Regions from separate parts of the Homo sapiens genome. Here all the other regions are linked to region 3. A link is a loop called in an ENCODE intact Hi-C map of the cell type or tissue named here. Cell type or tissue: heart left ventricle. All regions are shown on one strand.

What was found. Peaks named below come from ENCODE experiments on the same cell type or tissue, not always from the same donor. Only the 100,000 strongest peaks of a DNase experiment are listed, where the experiment ranks them.
Region 1: a loop joins it to region 3, with 2.1 times the contacts of the local background. A loop is called at or near these places in 2 of 110 quality-filtered maps.
Region 2: it touches region 3 in a loop (2.3-fold over the local background); 2 of 110 quality-filtered maps call a loop at or near these places.
Region 4: a loop joins it to region 3, with 2.1 times the contacts of the local background. A loop is called at or near these places in 6 of 110 quality-filtered maps.

Annotation. Positions count from the first base shown.
Region 1 is chr6:163,338,578-163,343,577 of GRCh38, forward strand. DKFZp451B082 (a long non-coding RNA gene) reads right to left here. Exons shown (of 4, transcript NR_033862.1): 3 at 2,178-5,000; 4 at 1-946. Among named protein-coding and RNA genes, the nearest start is that of DKFZp451B082, 6.0 kb to the right of the region's middle. RefSeq lists enhancers at 2,876-3,376, 4,640-4,934. In heart left ventricle, a CTCF peak has its summit at 2,263; a DNase peak (open chromatin) is centred at 584; H3K27ac peaks cover 2,613 bases.
Region 2 is chr6:163,778,184-163,783,183 of GRCh38, forward strand. No RefSeq gene overlaps it. Among named protein-coding and RNA genes, the nearest start is that of QKI, 370 kb to the left of the region's middle. RefSeq lists an enhancer at 2,844-3,378. In heart left ventricle, no CTCF peak of the experiment used is centred here; a DNase peak (open chromatin) is centred at 2,988; H3K27ac peaks cover 1,295 bases.
Region 3 is chr6:163,577,048-163,582,047 of GRCh38, forward strand. QKI (QKI, KH domain containing RNA binding) reads left to right here. Exons shown (of 8, transcript NM_006775.3): 8 at 1-1,545. Among named protein-coding and RNA genes, the nearest start is that of QKI, 160 kb to the left of the region's middle. RefSeq lists a silencer at 2,170-2,464. In heart left ventricle, a CTCF peak has its summit at 3,087 (motif pointing left); a DNase peak (open chromatin) is centred at 2,325.
Region 4 is chr6:163,743,043-163,748,042 of GRCh38, forward strand. No RefSeq gene overlaps it. Among named protein-coding and RNA genes, the nearest start is that of QKI, 330 kb to the left of the region's middle. In heart left ventricle, no CTCF peak of the experiment used is centred here; a DNase peak (open chromatin) is centred at 3,101; H3K27ac peaks cover 3,342 bases.

The DNA.
Region 1 (5,000 bases), 240 kb before region 3:
AGAAATCAGAAGAAGAGACATCCTTCCCAGAAATGCCCGGCCAACTTCCCTTTGGATCCCATGGGTCTGCACCATGTTGAGCCAAAGCCAAAACTAATCACTCCAGAGGGAAGGAGACCACCACGATTCGCTCAAACCCCCAGGAGGCTTCTTAGGAGAAATCAGCGGCAGAGTCCCCGCTGTCGATAGGCCACAGCATACACAAACTTTGCCTACAATTTTGGGGATTCATATACCCACTAAAGTCTCTCCATAGACCACCCACTAAGATCCCCTGAGGGCCTGTGGGGCAGGCACTGTTAACATGATGAACTTAGCCCATGGAGAAGCTGCATCCAGCTAGGGAGAGACATCACACAGGTGCAGGTCAACTTTGTAGAAGCTGACTCACTAAACACGATCACAGTCAGTGTAATAGCACAAAGAGCAAGCCCACCACTGCCATGCAGATCAGGCGGAGGTATGAGGCCTGGAAGATGCGGACAAACTGAGTTGACTGAAAGGATGGACACGATTCCAGAAGGAGGAAAGGCAGGCGGAGCTGGGACCAACAGGCATTCCACACCCGGAAAAAGCCAAAAGTTTTCACATGACAGAAGAGTTTGCAGCTGCGGTCACAGCTAAGCCATGGCAGGCTGGCTGCAGTGTTTGTATTGAGTCCTTTTGATGACAGCATGAATTCTGAGAACAAAGCTTCCAGGCTGTGGCTGTGTAACTGGAACCCAGAGACAAAAATAGCTTCTCTTCTCATGCATATGTGAGGTCTGATCTGTAAGTCTGAGAAAGAGTTTTTGCCATTTATGAAACTTAGAAGATTCCTCAACAACCACAGATCCTATGAATGAACATTTTTATTTGGCTGGATCCATCAGATTTAATATTCTTTCAGCTATTTGGTAGCTGCCTAACTTCTCCTTCTCATTGAAAAATCCAGTGACTTTTGAAGCTGTTTTGAGATATAAGAATAATAGAGAGTGAATTAGCGGATTAAAAGATCAGCGTTCTTATAATAACATTAAAGAGAGTATCAGGGAGCCAAGTAGTCTTGAGAGAATAAAGCTTTCCTCAAAGAGACAACTCTACACGCTCAGCTGATATTTCTAAATTGAGTCAGGAAATGTTCCAGGGAGGACACAGCTAGCTTGTGCCTTAATTCAGTGCCTGATTTAGATTTGTATACCCTCGTATAGGTCAGTACAAAATGAATCATGGGGAGTCGTGTATTCATAACAGGTGATACAGAGAAATTAAGATAATTTAGTTATGTGTCATTTAAAGTACTTATTAATAAAATAACATACATAGGTGTATCTAAGTTCCTCTACCTACATCAGATAAATTGCATTAACTGATAGCTTCATCTCATCTTTAGCTACATATTTTAAAAATATCCGTAATTAATTATTTCAATAAATTATATTATAAAATAATGTTAAGACTTAACATTATTCTAAATACACTCTCATTTTAATCACCATGTAATATGTTATAGAATTAGTATTCTTATGACAAAGTAACCATTTCTGTATTAGGGGATGCTAACCTATTTTTATTCTCATAATTCTAACTACATGTCTCATTATAAGTATAGCTTTCTCTTAATTTGAATTATTTCATTCTCAGGAAGAGAATGATGAGATCCAAGTGTAGCGTATTCTGGCTTTTGATGAGAATTACCAAATGGTCTTCCAAAGTAATCAAACACATTTGCACTACCGTCAGGAACTCCTGGATATTCCTACTTAACTGTCGGGACCAGCGTCAGTTTTTACCGCGTTTCTGAATTCTCGATCATTTCTCAAGTGCTGTCAAAATGGTGTTGGATACTTGCATTACTTTGTGCTTCGTCACTAATTAGTAACGGTTTTCTTCCCCTAATATTCATTGAATTCATTCATTTCTTTTTTTCCATTTCTGTGAACTGTGAACCCTTCGCCATTTGTCTTTTAGGGACTTTTATGTGCTTGGAGATTTGTAAGAGCCCTTTCTATACTTTTCACATTGAGTCTCTGTCCCTTCTCACAATGATGCCTACTGTTACCATATTATCATTATCCGCCACTCCTTGTTATGACCACATGCCAAGCTCTGTGCTGAATAACTTCGTTACCACAACCCTACAAGGAAGTACTGTCATCCCCATTTCACAGGAGAGAACGTAGAGGCTCCCCACTCACACATTTTGCTGGCGTCACAAGGCTAATGGCCTTGGAGCTGACTCGATGGCGCCTCCTGTCTTCTAATCCCACTCCACAACCGCCCCAGCATTGTCTGTACAGCTGCTGTCTACGCTGATGCGTTCTGTGTCCTGGGGTTTTATGACACGGTGGGTTTTCAGTCTATATGACCACATATGTTCATATTGTTTTAAGTTTTCTCTTTCTCTGCAACCATAGTTACCACTAAGTATGTATTTGTTGACTTTTCTTGATGTGGCATTTTCACGAGCCCCATTGCTTCCTATTCTTTTTTTATAGAGAGATTTTGATGTTCTTGGCGTCACTTGAAGTTGACTGTCACCTCAGACGTGGAGACCTTTTTGTCACAGGCAGAATTTTGCTCTATGGGGATTTTTTCATCCATCTATCTATCTTCATTTTTAAATTTAAGCAATATGATTTTCCACATGGGAGAAGAAAAATGAGGCCTTAAACAGTGGTGCTTTGGTCAAAAGAGTCAAAGTGAAATAAATGTGAGGGATCTAGGCCGCTGCTCCCTAGCTATGGTGCTGAGCGGCTGCTGCCAACGCCAGAGAGAAAGCCATGCCTTTGAGGCTGACGACAAAACCACGCTCTTGGGGGTCAGTCCTCCAATGTTGCCATTCATGGGAACGAGACAGCCCTGCCCCCCTGTGCTCCAGGATTTTGTCTGCTGTTTACCTCCTGTCAAATACCCTGAGACGGTGGCTGGGGTTTGTCCTGCCCATTGGAACTGTCCCATCTCATCCCAACTGGGCCACAGGCTCCATCCACTCTTGCCTCATGAACCCCATCCTGCTGTCCTGCACCCCTCTTAAACTGCCAGCCAAGCCTCTCTTTTAGATACATTCTGTAGCCCTAGGGCTGGTAACCCAACCAACCCCGAGCAATGAGAGCCGTGGCTCCCGGCTGCCATGTCTCCGAGGTGACCAAGAATACTGTCACTGTGGAATGCAGACTGTTGGATTTTCAAACTTGCTGCTGCTCCCACCGCTGCAGCTGTTGTCATTTGAGCAATTCTAATGAGGGAGGTGCTCATTTAAAAGTCGGTTCTTTCAGTCAGCCAATAGGTGAGAAAAGAAAAAAAAAAAAAGTCAGTTCCTACAATTATCCTAAGTAAGAGACCAGATTCCGAACAGCTGGTTCAAAGGAGGAGGTGACTGAGGATGCTGACACTCCTCAGGTCCCCTTTGCTCCACATGACGCTGCCTCTGGAGACATCTGGCCACTCCCTGCAGTCTTTGGGAGCCCAGCACACACAGTGCCCACGCTCTCATTTCCTGCTTTAACTTCTTGGACCACCAGCCTGAGCCTGCCTTTTATTTCAGACTTCGCTACTTTTCGGGAGCTCTCGCATCTGCTGATTTACAGGCCTTGTGCACTCTTTTCTTTTATTGCTGCTGGCATTTCCCTGGCCATCCACGTTGGTCATTTCCACCGCAAGTCTATTTATTTCCCAGTGGTGCACATATGTGTCCAGCTCCAGGCAATTTCGCTTTGTCTGCCTACCTGGTTCTGCAGTCTCTGACTTGCACAGCCAGCCCCTGCTGGGGACCTCATATGAATGTTCTTTTTTTGGCCTGCAGTTTATTCTGTGGCTGTGAAGATCTCCAGCACATCCAATATATGACAGTCATCATCTATGATATTTATCATAATGAGTGAAACTGGCTTAGGGCTTCCTAGGGCTGCCTTTACAACGTACTATAAGCCAGGGGGCTTAAAACAATAGACAATTATTCTGTCACCGTTTGGGGGCTACCAGTCTGAAGTCAAGGTGTTGATGAGCCATGCTCTCTCCAAAGCCTCTAGGGAACGGCCCCTCCTCGCCTCTTCTGGTCCCAATGTTCCTTGGCCTGTGGTAGTGTCGCTCCAGCTCCTGCCTGCTTCATCACATGGCTTTCTCCTGTGTGTCCCTGTCTTCTCTTCTTAGAAGGACATCAATCCTATTAAATTAAGGCTCATGCTAATGACGTCATCATGACTTGATTCCATTTGCAAAAACTCTATTCCCAAATAAGGTCACATTCACAGGTATCTGGGGTTAGGACGCCCTATCTTTTGTGGGGACACAGTTCAGCCCACCATACAGGCAAAGGTGGTCCTTGGCCTCCTTTCCCATCACCCCACCTGACATCTCCCTTCCCAGCTTCCTGGAACCCTTCCTTTCTCTAGCTCCTTTCCCTGCTCCCAATCCTAAATAAAATCTACCCCAGCATGAGGCAAGGGAAGAACCGGTACCAGCTCCTGCTGGGGTGCAATGAAACACTACTTATGCAGCTGCAGGCATCAGTGGAGAAGGCTGGAGGGGGAGGCAGGTGTTTGGGGGGACCTGGAGACCATTTCAGGGAGGCATTTTCTTGGTTTGCTGACGCGAAGACCGGCTTCTACCTGGAAGCCCAAAGCCCTCCAGGATCTGGGCTGGGGTTGCCCTTCCTTGCATGCTCAGCTCCGTCTCCCCTCCCGACAGTGGCTCACCCCTCCAGGGGGAATCGATCGTCAGGGAGAGGAGATATCTGAGCAGAAAATGACCCCAGACCTAGCAGCACAGGCTGATGGGGAGGTCAAAGGTCGCTTCTGAAGGAACAGTGGCAGGCCCAGAAGGCGTCACCCCCGTGCTCCTGGCTTTCACAGAGGAACACGCCGGGGCTGCTGTGCAGACAGGAAATGAGAGGGTCCCGGCTGCGAGGACGACAGAGGATGCTCCCGCGCTTGGGCTCCCTGCCGGCACCATGGCTGAAGTGACTGATGCATCCATCAGGGGTGGCCTGGGCACAGCCTTGAAATCCTCCCCAGACAGTG
Region 2 (5,000 bases), 200 kb after region 3:
AAGGATGAGTGAGAAATGGTTCAGGGAAGATTCGTGGCCAGGCAGGGAGGGCAGGACGTTGCATGAGGAGAGGGGGCCTCGCCAGCACTGGTATCTAGTCCTCTTCTGTTCCAAGAAACTTCGGGAGTGGAACATCCATCAGCTGGAGCTGGAAACCCTGCCCTGTGAGCTGGGTCCCCCATTTGGAGTGACAGTAATGTGTGGCCAGCAAAGGGTCACCAGCTACTGAGAGGCATCTGGGGGATACATTTTTAAAAGTTAGTTCTGTGGGCGGAAGGGTAGATGATAGGGAAGAATGAGATGATTTTGTAAAGTAAGAGGATCTAGGAGTAAGTAGGGTCTCAAGCATTGCAATGAAGAGGGTATAAAGACAGCTACCTTACGACCTTGGTTTATTGGAGAGAGAGAATGATGTTTTGTGGTGGCCAAATGCATTGCTGGTGAGGGGAATAGATTTCAGGTCCCATTTGTCGCTGCTAACAATTCATGTGAATGGGACAGTCACTCAACCTCCCACAGGCTCCGCTTTCTGTAAAATTGGGGTAAGTGGGATGGGAAAGAGGTGCGATGACATCTAGTGATGCTTCTAGATTCAAAGATGCTATTGCTTTATTTCTGTATCATATCTGCATTTAAATGTTGGTGACTCAAATCTATTGTCTATCACATATCTGTCTATCTATTCCTCAGATTATCTGTACATTTTATAAACAATTTTAAGTGCCTTCAGAATCTCTCATCTTTTCTGTTGCATGCATGGGTATTTTTGTTTTGGCTTTAAATACATTCATGAAGTTCAGTGACTCTCTTAAACACCTTGGATCTATCTATCTATCTACCTGTCTGTCTATCATCTATCTCACTTACCTACCATCTATCATCTCTCCATAATCTGTCTTGAAAAATGCTGCCATTGTTTGTTTTGCCTTAACAGGAATAAAATGCTATTTTTTTTTCTGTGATTTGAAAATGCCTTTTGCTTTTAAGAGTTCATCATTCCACACAGCTTGGTGGATGGGAAAATTCAGATTGTATGAGTTCTCTTTTGACTTCATTGTAGAGATTGAGTATATCAAGCAGGAAAAAATACATTCTAGCAAGTCACAAATAAAAAACAATAAAACATTGGGCTATTTTTTTTTAATTTACCTTGGAAAGTCACAGAATTTATGTGTTTCAGCAAAGTTGCCGCTAGAAAAGATGGGATAGTAGAACCAAGTCAAACAAAGAAAGGCTGCCCCTTCTTAAGTGCTGAGCACTGTCTCTCCGTCAGCTCTAATTCCCGTAACAACTCCAGAGCCAGGTATGATACTACTGCCATCCCCGTGTTAGGAGGAGAGTGCATTCCCAGGGAAGTTGATGAAATTGCCTGAGGAAGAAGTGTGGTGAGATCTGGACCCAGGCAGGCAGCCCCCACAGTGCTGCTCCTAACCACTGCACCACGCTGCCTCTGTCATTTCATCATGGGGGCACATGCTGACGTGACTGTAATTGCATCCTCACATTTGTGGCAGGGTTGGTGTGGCAAGTGAAAAGAGCACAGACGTGGCAGCCCCTCAGCCGTTTGCTGCCGTTTCTGCTTGCTCACCTACCAGAAGGGCAAATTCGGAAAAATGACTCCCCTTTGTTAAATGCAGACACAGTTATGCATCTTAGAGGATTGTTGTGAGGAGTAAAGAAGTTACACTTGTTAATCATCATAATGAGTGCCCAGGTAGATAATATTTTTCTTCTGTTATCCACTCGCTAGACGAGCATGTGTAGTTTTGTGTTAGGGCATGCAGTGGGAATAAAAGAAAGCTGGGCTGCAGGTATCAGCAAGTTTTCAGTTTACTTGAAAAGAAAAGAGAAAACAAATCATTCAGAATGACACATTGCATTTATCTATGCTTGTGCTTTATGTGTCTTGGAAACTAGGACCCTAAGCTGAGTTGACTTCGATAAGAATACTTTTCCTCAGATTATCTGTAAATTTTATAAACAATTTTAAGTGCCTTCAGAATCTCTAATCTTTTCTGTTGCATGCATGGATTTTTTTTTTTTGGCTTTAAATGCATTCATGAAGTTCAGTGACTCTCTTAAACACCTTGGATGTTTTTTTTTTTCTTTTTAACTGAGAAAGAGATTTGACAGAGAGAGTCTTCATCACCATTGGTTTAACCTTTAAGAAGTTTGAGATTGAGAAGCTAATACTCAGAAAATAATCTTCTAAGAGTCTGCAAAAAACCCACATGCATGAATATTAAACAAAAAAAGTATATTATTATATGGTTGTCATCAAATTAAACTTAAGTGAAAATAGTATTTCCTATTTAGACAAGTTCCTTGAAGAGCCCCATTTTGCTTATGATGCATCCTTTTCAGGTGAGATGACTTTTCATTATTAACTATTGATAAATTGAATAAATTTCCCTCAGTGAAGGTCACCCTTAATTATCAGGGCTCACCTAATCAAGAACTTCTCTCTCCCTTTGTGTTGAAACAGCTGATTGACCAAAAACACTTGCATAATAGCCTTGTGTTGCTCTTTTCCCACCTGAGGTAATCAATCACCCTGTTTCTTTGCTTTTGAAAGAGGAATATTTGTAACTTCTAGCGATTCAACCACTGTCCCCACTGTGGAAATACCAATGTAGGAGAATTCTTGATACATGCAAGTTATCCAGATCCCTAAATAAGCAGTATTTTGTAAAAGGATGATATTTCCCTGTTTAAGTTTAAAATTTCTACTTTAATGAGAAATCAATTTTGCATCATCTCTTTGGACATCGAGTTTACCTCCCTGCTGTCAGAGCTGTGCAGAAGAAAGCAGAGTCTATGAGTCTTCTCACCACAGCATAGAAAGATTTTTTTTTTTTAAACACGTAGGGGAATTATGCTGAGGGCCTATTGGGCTTCTGGTAAGGACAGCTGCAAGTAAGTTGATACCATTTGGGCTCGGCCTCAGATTCACTGCCAGCCCTGGGTGGGCAGCTGGCCTGTGCTTCGGTGTGGAACAACAGGCTGACTCCAGTAACGTTGGTCCCGGGCTCTGGAAAATCCTGGGCAGACAGGACAAATGCTTTAGGGAACAACTGCTTTGAAAGAATAGACTGTTTGAAACTCCCAGCTGTGAGGGCCATTTGTGAGAAAGACTCCATGCCAGGGTGAGGGTCAAAAACAGCTGCTGCCTGGGGCTTACATTTCCAACCAGAGTAAATTGCTGGCTCCAGGACAGAATTTTGATCATCTGTGGATTTGTTAAAATTCAGCTGCCGATGTCTATGGGGTCATAACTCTGGACCCCAATCTAAATGTCTCTTGGCATTTGGGCCTTTACCAGCTAAAAGCAGCCCCCCTAAATAGTCCTCTACTCCCATCTGAGGTGCCACAAGCATAGCTTTCATATTGTTTCTTTTAAAATAAATCCAGGTTGGGCACGGTGGCTCACACCTGTAATCCTAGCACTTTGGGAGGCTGAGGCAGGTGGATCATCTGAGATCAGGAGTTCGAGACCAGCCTGGCCAACATGGTGAAACCCTGTCTCTACTAAAAATACAAAAATTAGCCAGGAGTGGTGGCGCACTCCTGTAGTCCCAGCTACTCAGGAGGCTGAGGCAGGAGAATTGCTTGAGTCCAGGAGGCAGAAATTGCAGTGAGCAGGGATCGTGCCACTGCACTCCAGTCTGGGCAACAGAGTGAGACTCCGTCTCAAAAAAAAAAAAAAAAAAAAACATAAATAAATAAATAAACAAATCCATAATGTCAAATCTTCTAGCCTCCCACTTCGTCAGGCAATATCCATAGCACTTAGTACAGCAGTGAATATTCAGCAAGCTCTAACCATGTATTGGTCGAATGAAAGAATAGTTATCTATGTTAGATAATGATTTTCCAAAAGACCTATGAGGAGGATAAGGTGACTTCCCCAATTCAGGGGATGGTGTAAAGAAGGTGTTGCCTCCTCTTCTTTGAGAAATCGTGTACAAGTGGCCGGGCACAGTGGCTCATGCCTGTAATCCCAGCACTTTGGGAGGCTGAGGCAGGTGGATCACCTGAGGTCAGGAGTTTGAGACCAGCCTGACCAACATGGAGAAACCCCGTCTCTACTGAAAATACAAAAATTAGCTGGGTGTGGTGGTGCACGCCTGAAATCCGAGCTACTCGGGAGGCTGAGGAAGGAGAATCACTTGAACCCGGGAGGCAGAGGTTACAGTGAGCCAAGATAGCACCACTGCACTCCAGCCTGGGCAACAGAGCGAGACTCTGTCTCAAAAAAAGAAAAAAAATAAAAAGAAATCATATACAAGCAAGAAGGAGATCAAGGAAAACACCCCCCACGCACCCCAGCTTTGGAGAAACTGAGATAAGAGTAACCTGTAAGTAAGTAAGCTCAGTAAGTAAAGGAGTGCATGGGAAGTCAAACCTGCATTCAGGAATGTGTGGGCGGGGACATTGTGAGTGCTGAATGCCCACAGCACGGTGCTCCAGGGCGGGGTAAGTGCCAGTGGGAGAGGAGAATCCAACAGTCCTGTCTCAGGGAAAAGGGAGCTTCTCCAAAGTCCTTTGCTTAAAGGGAAGTCAAGGCGGATGGGGATGAAGGAGCAGTCAGAGGCTGGCTGTATTTTCAGGAAGTGGTTTGCAGTAGATCTCAGTGGTGTGGCGGGAACCCTAAGCTAAAATAACTCATGATGCACCATTCAGAGGCCTGCACAGACACTGCCTGGTGACGCTCCACAAGGAACCAGGGCAGCAGCAGGTGGGTGAAATCAATGAATTCCAACAAGACACATTCCTACACAAAAAGCTATTGTAAGAAGAAAGGATCAGAGGAAATGGCAAAATGAATGGCAGATAAAAAATACAGTATTATTATGAAGCAGATTAAAGTTATGACCAAAAAATGCAAGTGGATTTAAAAATAAAAACAAAGACAGGAATGAAATAATCTAAGCAATAACTTTTACAACACTGGAGCAGGAAGCAGAGACCTGAGCAGTGAGGCGAGACGCAGGGTGGGA
Region 3 (5,000 bases):
AAAGGACTAGTGTCATTAACCTGTTGAACAGAATTGGTTTATTAAAAAAATCATTTCCAGTAGTGTGAAACCTTTACGAGTCTTTAACATCTAAATGTTATGACTCCTTGTACCTTAAGTTTTCCAGTCTTTCTTATTTATATCATCTCCAAGTACCTCTGGCTCCTTTCCTCTTGCTCACCGGAACCTTAGTTTTCCTCAACAGAATGCTTTGTTAAAGTAGCCCACAGTTGCAGGATCCATAGCACCGTCGTGCAGACTAGCAGCCCAAAGGTGTGTTTGGTTTGGCTTATACGGTGTTTTGCTTTTTAAACTACTTGCCATAATTTAAAAGTGGCAACACTAGACTTAAAAAAAAAAAAGTCTGATTGCCCATATTAGATTTTTTTTTTAATTCTTCACAAAATCTGCTCTTCCTGAAAGATCAAAGTGTCTAGAAAGCCCAAACATGTATTCTTAACATAGTAGGCACCAGCTGAAACTGAGTAATTAAACGGTCCCCTGAAGCCAAGTATTCCCTGGTTAGTCGCCACCCCACCACTCCTTCCTGTCTCTAGTGTCACACTTGGGCTGTTGATTTTCTTACTCTTCTCTTGCTTTAATCCTTCCCCCCGGCTCTCTGGCTCCTGTGGATATCTGTGCTTGTTTCCTGGTCCAGGATGGTGATCTGACTTTCAAACCAGCTTCTCAAAAGGGGTGACATAAAATCAGTTTTGATGTTTTTCCTCCTGAAAAATCAGATGAATATTTTAGTCACTGTTACTCATGCACATTGTGTTCTTATGTTTACAGAAGTGCTTAAGTGAATGGAAGCACTAGACATTTGGATTTCCTTCCTAACGTAATTTTTAATGATTACCCCTTTTATACAGTAATTTGTGGTCTTTAGAAAGCAGTTAAACTAATTGACCATCTAATAGTTGTACTATACATATGTCTAAAATAATAGTCATGGTAAGTTTGGCATCATATCTTCCCCAAAAAATGTTTATTAAAATTAGATTATTCCAGTTTAATGCTATTTTGTGAACTGTATACCCTCTGAAAGCGCTTATTTTTACATGCTACACAACAGTTCCAATTTTAAGGAGTGTCTCCTAAAATTGGGATGAAAATCTACTGTAGTCTGTTTTAAAGTATGCTATACTATGTTCATTGGTTACTTAACTGGATATTAATATAAAGGTTATTACAAGAAAAATGATGAAGAGCAAAAGGAGAAGAAAATATTTGCAAGTGAATCCACAATTCTTGCAGAACTATTTGAGTTGATACTAAAGATTTTATGTTCACTCCTTTACCTTAGAACTGTCAAGCTTGGGAATGAGGAAAGTGCCTTGGCTGTGCTTGAAACCTGAATTTTAGTGCTTCCCTTATTACATTCATTGTTTTCAATGATTGATTTATAAAATTAAGACATACTGGTAGTACAAGTTGAAAGTTGGTTTGAATACATTTTAATTAAATGATAATATGTTAATATGCTTTTGTTCATTGCTTTCTCACTGAGGTAAAACAGCATTAAAAAGTTGTCCAGAATTTAAACTGACTCTAGATTTCTAGATTCCTAGGTGGCGGGAAAATGTAAAACTTTAAAGCTCATGAGCGGAACGCAATGCAAGTCCTGAAACTAAGAGTTAAATGTGAGTCTCAGGGAAAAAAGCTAGATTAGCAAATCAAACATACATATGCCTCATCCAGAACATCATTCAGGCATCAGTTCGGGGGCTACTAGCAGTAAAGTTGGTTTTAAATGAAATAAAGTGGAAAAGTTTGATATCACTTCCAGAAGTGGTCTGTCATCAGTAAGTATTGGTGTTGAGTCTAAAATGAATTAGAAACCTCCCGTTACTCTTAGGATTAAAGCAACCCGGTATGGAGAGAAATGAAAGAAAAAATGTAGTGTTAGCTTGACTTTATGTCCCTTTCACTGAATTCCATATGAGCCTATTTGGCAGAGAAATTTTGTACTCTACAAGGAAAACATCACTGATGTGGACAGCACCAATAATGTACGTCCCATTAAGCTAATAAATACCCAGACGGCCGTGTGAATACCTTGAATTCTTCAGAGAAGTGTGTTAGTGCGTTTAGTGTTGCTATAGCAGAACGCCTGAGGCTGGGTAATGATGAAAAAAGGTTTATTTGGCCCACATTTCTGGTGGCTGGAAAGTTCAAGATTGGGCAGCTGCATCTGGTGACAGCCTCATGCTGCTTTAACTCATGGTGTAAAGCCAAAGGGGAGTGTGGACCAGGTGCACAGAGATCACAAGGCAAGAGAAAGCAAGAGGAGGCCAGACTCAACCCAGTCTCCTAGGAACTCATGCATCCCTGCAAGAGGGAAAACGCCCCATCCCGAGGGCGGCCGTTAACCTATTCATGAGGGATCCGCCTCAGTAACCCACGCACTTTCTATCAGCCCCCACCTCCCAACACTTCCACACTGGGGATCAAATTTCAACAGGAGTTTTCCTGGGGACAGACTCCACCCAAACCACAGCAAAATGTGTGACCCAGTTTTTCTAAAATGCTTGTTACAATTTGCTAAAGAATCACCACCACCATCCTTAGCTCCATCCTAGAGAGGATGTAACAAAGAAAAGTTATTGAACCAGAAAGCTGAGTGTCCAGCCCGATCTAAAAGAAGTAAGCCAGGTGCAAGGGCTCGGCCAAGGCGGGTGGATCACCTTAGTTTTATCTATGGAACCCCACATTTAAGTACATACGCAGTGAACTGGGAATAGTTCATGTTATTAAGGGAAATATTGGGACGCTCCTGCTTTCCTTACCACTTTCTCCCCTCAGTTCAAAGAGGAGTACTGCTGCCTTCAAAACGGCATTGAACAGAGCTAATGGAAAAGAAAAATAGAGACAGATGTAAATTTAGTCTAAATACGAACTTGAAAAATGAAGTTGGATACCACACCCCCTCCCATTTCTTAAGTATTTTTTCATTTGTCATTCTTCTAAAGCCAAAGGTGATAAAAGTCATGCCTGCTGTGAGATCTGTATCTATTCCAGCAGGTTGATTGCCAAGAATTTGGTAATAGTGTCAACATGAGCCTTCTTGCTGAGCGCCCTCAGCAGGCTGTGAGGAATGCCTGAAGAGTTTTATGCACAGGAGGCTCTCGTGCCACTCCTTTTCAGTTTGAATTACTACCTGTTTCTCATGAATATTTCTTAAAAGTAGAAACTGTAGAATTCTGTAATGGAATTAAAATACAGAAATACCAGAGGAAAAAATTGTAGGCCACATATAGAAAAGGGTTGTTGTGTTACCCTATTGTATATCAATGGCTATAAAAATCAAATATTAGGGGGATAAAAAGCACTAGAAAGCACCCCAACAGACATCACGCATGCTTTGCACTTGCAGGTTACTCATATTGATGAATTAGCACCACCGTCAAATTTCTGAGTGCTTAATTGGTGTTAATTAAATGATGCAATCAGTATTTCTGTGTATATCAAAATGTACGAAAACCAAACTTGTGCCTCAAATTTATGTTAGTCAGATATGGTAAAGTGGTGTAATAGAATAGATGAATCTCTTACAATGAGAAATCAAGGGGGATCAGCATACCTTGAGTACATGTTCTCAAAAATACTCCCTTAGTGACCTGCTGGGCAGAAATTGCTATTGTAACCGGCAAGCTTCAAATACGTGGTCTGGGTAGACAGTAAAGCCAGGATATTTTAACGGAAGACATCTTTTATTCTACAATTTTAGCCTCTTAGACAAAATGTCCAAGTGTTTTACTCCCACCTCTCTTTAAGTTACGCTCTTCAACATCTCTAAGGAATTTAAAAGTAAAATATTTGTGAGAAGCCACGAGTCAAGAACTATAACTTGATAAGTATACATGAGTGTGCTATTTTTGTTTTGTTTTGTTCTTTGTTTTCTTTTTCTCTCAGAGCAATATAGGCTTGCTTTCCACAGTTGCACTAGGGACTGACTGTCAAAAGCATCCAAGTATCTAAATGGTTGGTGTATTGCAAAGCACACTGGAAAACAGAACCTGCTCCTGAGGAGTGTATGTGTTTTTCAGTAGGGCTATAAACTCTATGGTCATTAACCAAATGAAGATTTCAGTTCTGCATGTGTATTATGCCAGGTTGAATTGGCATATGTGTACTTATGGAGACAAGTTATCTTTAGCAAGGCTGCTGGCCATGTCAGTTTTTTGTCTGTTTTCTTTCATCATAGGAAACATCCCAAACTACTACAGATTATTTTTTGTTTTGTTTTTTAAACACTGGTCATTCTGGTGAAGTTTTTTGTTGTTGTTAAGCTAATTTTTTTTCCATTGTATATGTGCTTCCACTTTGTGGACACAGTAAATTTCACCTAAGTTATTTCATATCACAGAAAATTTAATAGGGGTTGATGATTAAGGAAGTAGATTTAAAATATATAGGAATTTTGAGACTGAACTGTCAATTGTTTCAATAGACAAATCCAATTTAGAACTCATGCTGATTTTTTAAAATTCCAAATACGAGTCAAAGAACTTTCAAAATAACGAAGTGATTTTATTCATTCAAGCAGTATTTATGTGCTAAAGTGATTGGGCTGAATACCATGCCTGGCCTCTGGGTAGACAAGAGTGAAGATACCATTCCTGCTTCAAACAGCTCACAGTCCCAGGTTAGAGAGAGAAATGGAATATAAAAGTAGTATGAGGATTATACAGCAGAATTCCAAGCCCCAGTTTTATGCAGAACATCGAGTAAATGATTCTTTTCTGTGAAGACAGGAGCTAAATGTTTCACAGTATGTTCATTTCAGAATGATGGCTAAACTTTAGTAGAAAGTCTTGCTTCTTGGTATAGTCATATTTGAAGTAATCTTATTCCTTGATATCATATTGATTTATGACTTCCCAAAAATATTTTTTGAAAGCCACTATGTTTTGGCTGTTGGGTTCCCAGGAGGAATTACCATTTATTTTCACCCATCTTTGGCTGCTGCTGAGAAAGACTTTTCTCCAGCCCTGGTA
Region 4 (5,000 bases), 170 kb after region 3:
AAATGAAAATTATTATCTTGGTATCCTGAGCTCAAGGGGTGAGTGAAGGCATTTGGTCTGTCTTCACCTGTGTCCTGGCACTAACCCTGCTGGATTCAGATCACAAGATGTTGGGCTGGACTGCGGGGTCACTTGCAGCCACTCGTTGGATTTTTCTTTAGTTCATCTCAGGAGCCCCTTGGGCATGTTGTCTCTAGTATCTCTTGATTGCCTGGAGTTTTCATAATTGGCTCAGAGCTCGTCATTCGGCAGATGGTACTTAAGACTGGAAGAGTAGCCCTCTGTGAGCTTAAGAGACTCTGACGAGTAGTATGAAGGGGATGTCCCCAGTAAAACCAGTTAAATAGGACTTGGGGGGAAAGCTTCGTCTTCATCATGTTGCATACCCCTCGAAATTTATTTTATTTTTTATTGTGGTAAAATATCCATAGCATAAAACTTAATGATGTTGGCTGTTTGTAGGTGTACAGTTTGGTGGCATTAAGTACATTCAAATCCTTGGGCAATTGTCCCTACCCCCATCTCCAGAACATACTCATCTTCCCAAACTGACATCTGTCCCCATTAAACACTGACTCCGTGTCCACAATGCCGCAGTCTCAGGTTAACCGCCCTTCTCCTTTCAGGCAGTGCTTTCTTCAATGTTCGTATAAATGCTTGAAGTTGAATCCTGTCTCACATAATATGGCCCTAGTAGCAGTGTGCCCATCTGAATCTGGCTACGTCATCCTCAGGAAGCGGGCAGTTGTGTTTAGTGGCTAGTGGCATCCACCTAGGGACGTCTGTCCCAGGCCTGCTCAGTCTTGCCTGTCCTCAGGGGACTTGGGTCCCCAAACCCTGCACTGAGGTGAGCCTGGGCACCTGGGTTCTAGGCATCATGACCCTGCCCTCCTCGACCCTGAGCTGACTGAGGGTTGGGGAGCCCCTGACCCAAAGCCAGGCCAGCCATGGCCCAGCCAGCTCTGATCCTCCTCTGTGGGGCCAGGACACCTCTGTAAGGGGCCATCAGCTACTTCTTTCAAGAAGCTGGAAACTGAGACCCAGTTGCTGAGGCTCTGAGGCAAACATCCTGGAAGGAAGGTGTCTTCGGCGTGGGGCTTCCATAGCAAATACCACAGACTGGGCACCTTAAACAACAGGAAATTATTTTCCCACAGTTCTGGAGGCTGGAAGTCCCAGATCAAGGAGTTGTCAGGGTGGGTTTCTCCTGAGGCCTCCCTCCTTGCCTCTCCCCTGCATCTCTTCACATCGTTTTCCCTCCGTGCGTGCCCATCTCTGTGTCCACATGTCCCCTTTTGTAAGGACACTACTGAGGTTGGATTAGGGCCCGCCACCCTAGTGGCCTCATCCTCCCTCGGTGACATCAGTAAATCTGCCTGTCCCCACATGCAGCCCCATTCTGAGGGCCTTACTGGGCTGGAACTTAAGCACGTGGGTTTTGGGAGGTCCGGCTTAGGGCACCATCCTGGGTGCTGCAGGTCCTGAGGATGCCCGGTGTGTAAGGAAGGAACATGGAGCCCAGCAGGCGGAGTGCAGAGGGGGCAGCTTGCACCGTGTGGGGCCCCAGGGAGGCGGGCGGGCAGGCACACTCCCAACTTTTCAGGGGTGGTTCCAGATGGTTTCCATTTCCTTGAAGAAACCCAAGAAGACCTCCTTTCCTTGCACTGAAGGGGTCCTGCCAGGTGAGCTGCATGGCCCCACTCTGCCAGGGGCGCAGCTGGGATGGGTGTGGAGAGTAGCCACGTCGGGCATGCAGACATGTGTCTCAGCAGCCGTCCTCCTGCACAGCGGGGCGTATGACAGGCGGGCAGAGAGTCAGTCAGCAAAGCCACCAAGTCTCCCCAGACTTACAACTTCCAGTTCTAATTTGTATTTGTTGTGCTTTGGGATGGTGGTGATTAGTGTCATTTGCTGAAGCCTCCAAAAAATAATTCCCCCCACTTTTTTTTTTTTTTTTTTTTAGTGAAATGTAGTTTTTCAGGCAAACTGTGGTACCCACCCCCATGTTTGTTAGAAAGTTGGACAAAATGTCATCCAGCCGGCAGCTTGGAAAGGAGCTCTGAGCAGTTGGTGGAGGCTCGGTGGGTATTTCCCAGCCATCTAGAACAGAGACTCTATCCTTGCGTGTGCTAGGAACAGCTCAGCCCCATCCCTGTGGCTTCATGGTGGGGTCTCCTGGTTAGAGTCCCAGCTCAGATGCCTCTCTCCACCTTCCCCGACCCGAGGGCGTCAGGGCCTCCACTGTGCCTCCTTCCTGGCTGCCTTATGCTGTGAGCCTTGTCTTGTCGTCGTTTGAACTTCCCCTGGAAACTCTCTATTAGATTTAGAGAACAAAAACAGCCAGTGAAAAATCATAGTTGAAATTTTACAAAGGAATTACATTTTGTATTGCTTTAAAGAATGCATAGTATTCTGATACTAGAGTAACAAAACAGTAAGAGACAGATGTCTTTAGGCAACTATTTAATGAATAAATGAGAGTGATTGAATGGGAGCGTTTAAATTGGGCATTTTCTGTGCAATATTAATTATACTGCATGCTTAGTAAATTCCTTTTTCAAAGATAGTTCAAAGGCAGATGTCAATCTGGTTCTGCCCAGGTTATGTGTCTGCATACATAAACAACTTCCAAATGAATAGAGCATGCGTTAATAAGGTTTTACTAATCTTGGCCACAGGCAGTATTTAAGTCAGCTGTGTTTGACCTCTACCACACTGGACATAAGAAGATTCATTTAAAAGTGGTGTGGCTAAAACTGATCTTTTGAATGGGCTACATTGTACAGGCATTTCAGCTACACTTAATTTTAAAGTGAGGCTTCTCCAGTGGGACCCTAGGATCTGGAGCTTAAACTCTGGAGCATGTTTCCTTTTGTTGGCTGCAAAATAAATGGCTTCTGGATAGAGCAGGCTTGCAGGGAGCCTGGGCCTCCTGGGAGTGCAGGACTGCTTTGGTGATGGGCATGACCCAGGCTTTGAGAAGCCTCTGAGAGTGACTTGTGATGACCTACGTGGGTGATCTATGTGCAGAGCTATGCAGGAGCTGTCAGCAGCCACAGGGGCATGTGCTAGATCTGCCGTGTCTGTCTCTTGTTTTCATGCTGGTATGCTCTCATCAGGCAGGAATGTTGTCTTTTCTGATTAAATTGTGTATGGGCCAGAAGGTGACGATAGGAGAGAAGCTATATACAAGCAACGCTGTCACTCGGCGGGCTCAGGGCTTTTGGCCTGAGAAGACTAAATGACGTAATGGAAAGACCTGGGCTAGAACCTTAGCTCTGTCCTCCAGTAAACGGATGACTTTGGGCCATTTGGTTTCACCTCTTTGCACCTTGGTTTTGTCATTTATAAAACATGGAACAAATAGCTAATAAGGTCAGAATGAAGATTTCTTTTCTTGTTTTTTTTTTTTTTTTTTTGAGACAGCGTCCTGTTCTGTCACCCAGGCTAGAGTGCAGTGGTGCAATCATAGCTCACTGCAGCCTCGAACTCCTGGGCTCCAGGGATCCTCTCATCTCAGCCTTCTGAGTAGCTGGGACTACAGGCACACATCACCATGCCTGGCTGATCGTTTTTATTTCCTTGTAGAGATGGGGTTTTGCTATGTTGCTCAGGCTGGTTTTGAACTCCTGGCCTCAGGGGATCCTCCTGTCTCAGTGTCCCAAAGTGCTGAGATTACAGGTGTGAGCCACCGCTCCTGGCATGATTCCATTATTTAATGTGTATAAATCCCTATTCCAGTGCCTGACACATGGTTGGTGTTCAGTACATAACTATCATCATCATGGTCTGTTTAATTTGGATCTATCTCTATTTTTTGTCTTTTTCTATTTCCCATTTTCCAGTATTCTGAGGGATGGTCATCCTCCTTGCAGAGACAGTTTGCCTGACAGGGTTGGAAGCCCCCACACTGGGAGTGAGTTAGGAACTGCGTTCTTGCCCCTGTGCTGGCTGCAGAGTTCTGGATAGGATATTTGAAAATCCCTGAAAGTGGGGTGCTGTATTAGTCTGTTCTCACACTGCTATTAAAGACATACCCAAGACTGGGTAATTTATAAAGGAAAGAGGTTTAATTGACTCACAGTTCCACATGGCTGGGGAGGCCTCACAATCATGGTGGAAGGTAAATGAGCAGCAAAGTCACGTCTTACATGGCAGCAGGCCAGAGAGTTTGGGTAGGGACTCCCCTTTATAAAACCACCAGATCTCGTGAGACTTAGTCACTATCACGAGAACAGCATGGGAAAGGTCTGCCCTCACTGGCTCTCCCCTGTGACACGTGGGAGTTATGGAAGCTACAATTCAAGATGAGATTTGGGTGGGGACACAGCCAAACCATATCAGGTGCAGACAAGGTCCCCTCTACGGTGTCATCCTGTTCTAAATGTTGACATGAGCCCTGCAGAGTATTCATATTACATTTTGAAAATTGTTTCCCTCATGACTGAGCATTTACTTACTGTTGGATAATAAATCAGATGCTATCCATCTTGGCCAGGAGTGTTAAGAACAGTCTAGAAAGTTCTGCCTGGGAACCCCCCGAGTCCTGTGCTTCAGTTTTGCCTCAGGACTTGGTGTCTGGACACTTGTGCCCTTTCTCAGGTGAGCCCCACCCAGATCGAGGGCATCAGGTCCAGGAACAGGAGGGGCTTCCCCAGCTTATGGGAGGGAAAACTCAACACTGCTGTCTTCATAGAGATGGTTTTGCAATTGGGAATATTCTCTTTAAAAACTCAGAAAATTTCTAGGTAAAACAAGTAAGTTGTGTGATTTTTCCAGCAAGCGTAGAAAAAAGCCAAAACAAAACAGTGCATGCTCTTATCCCTCCATCTTAATACCTCTGAAGAAACAAAGCATGAAGGTTTCATATTCAGAGTTCAAGGAAGAAAAGTTGCTCTGTGATGGTTATTATTTTAAAGGTTTGAAGAGCTATGTATCCCATTTGTATGTGTGGTGAGCTTTGAAGCTAAAATGCAGAGGGATAGAGATGTTGTCCACGA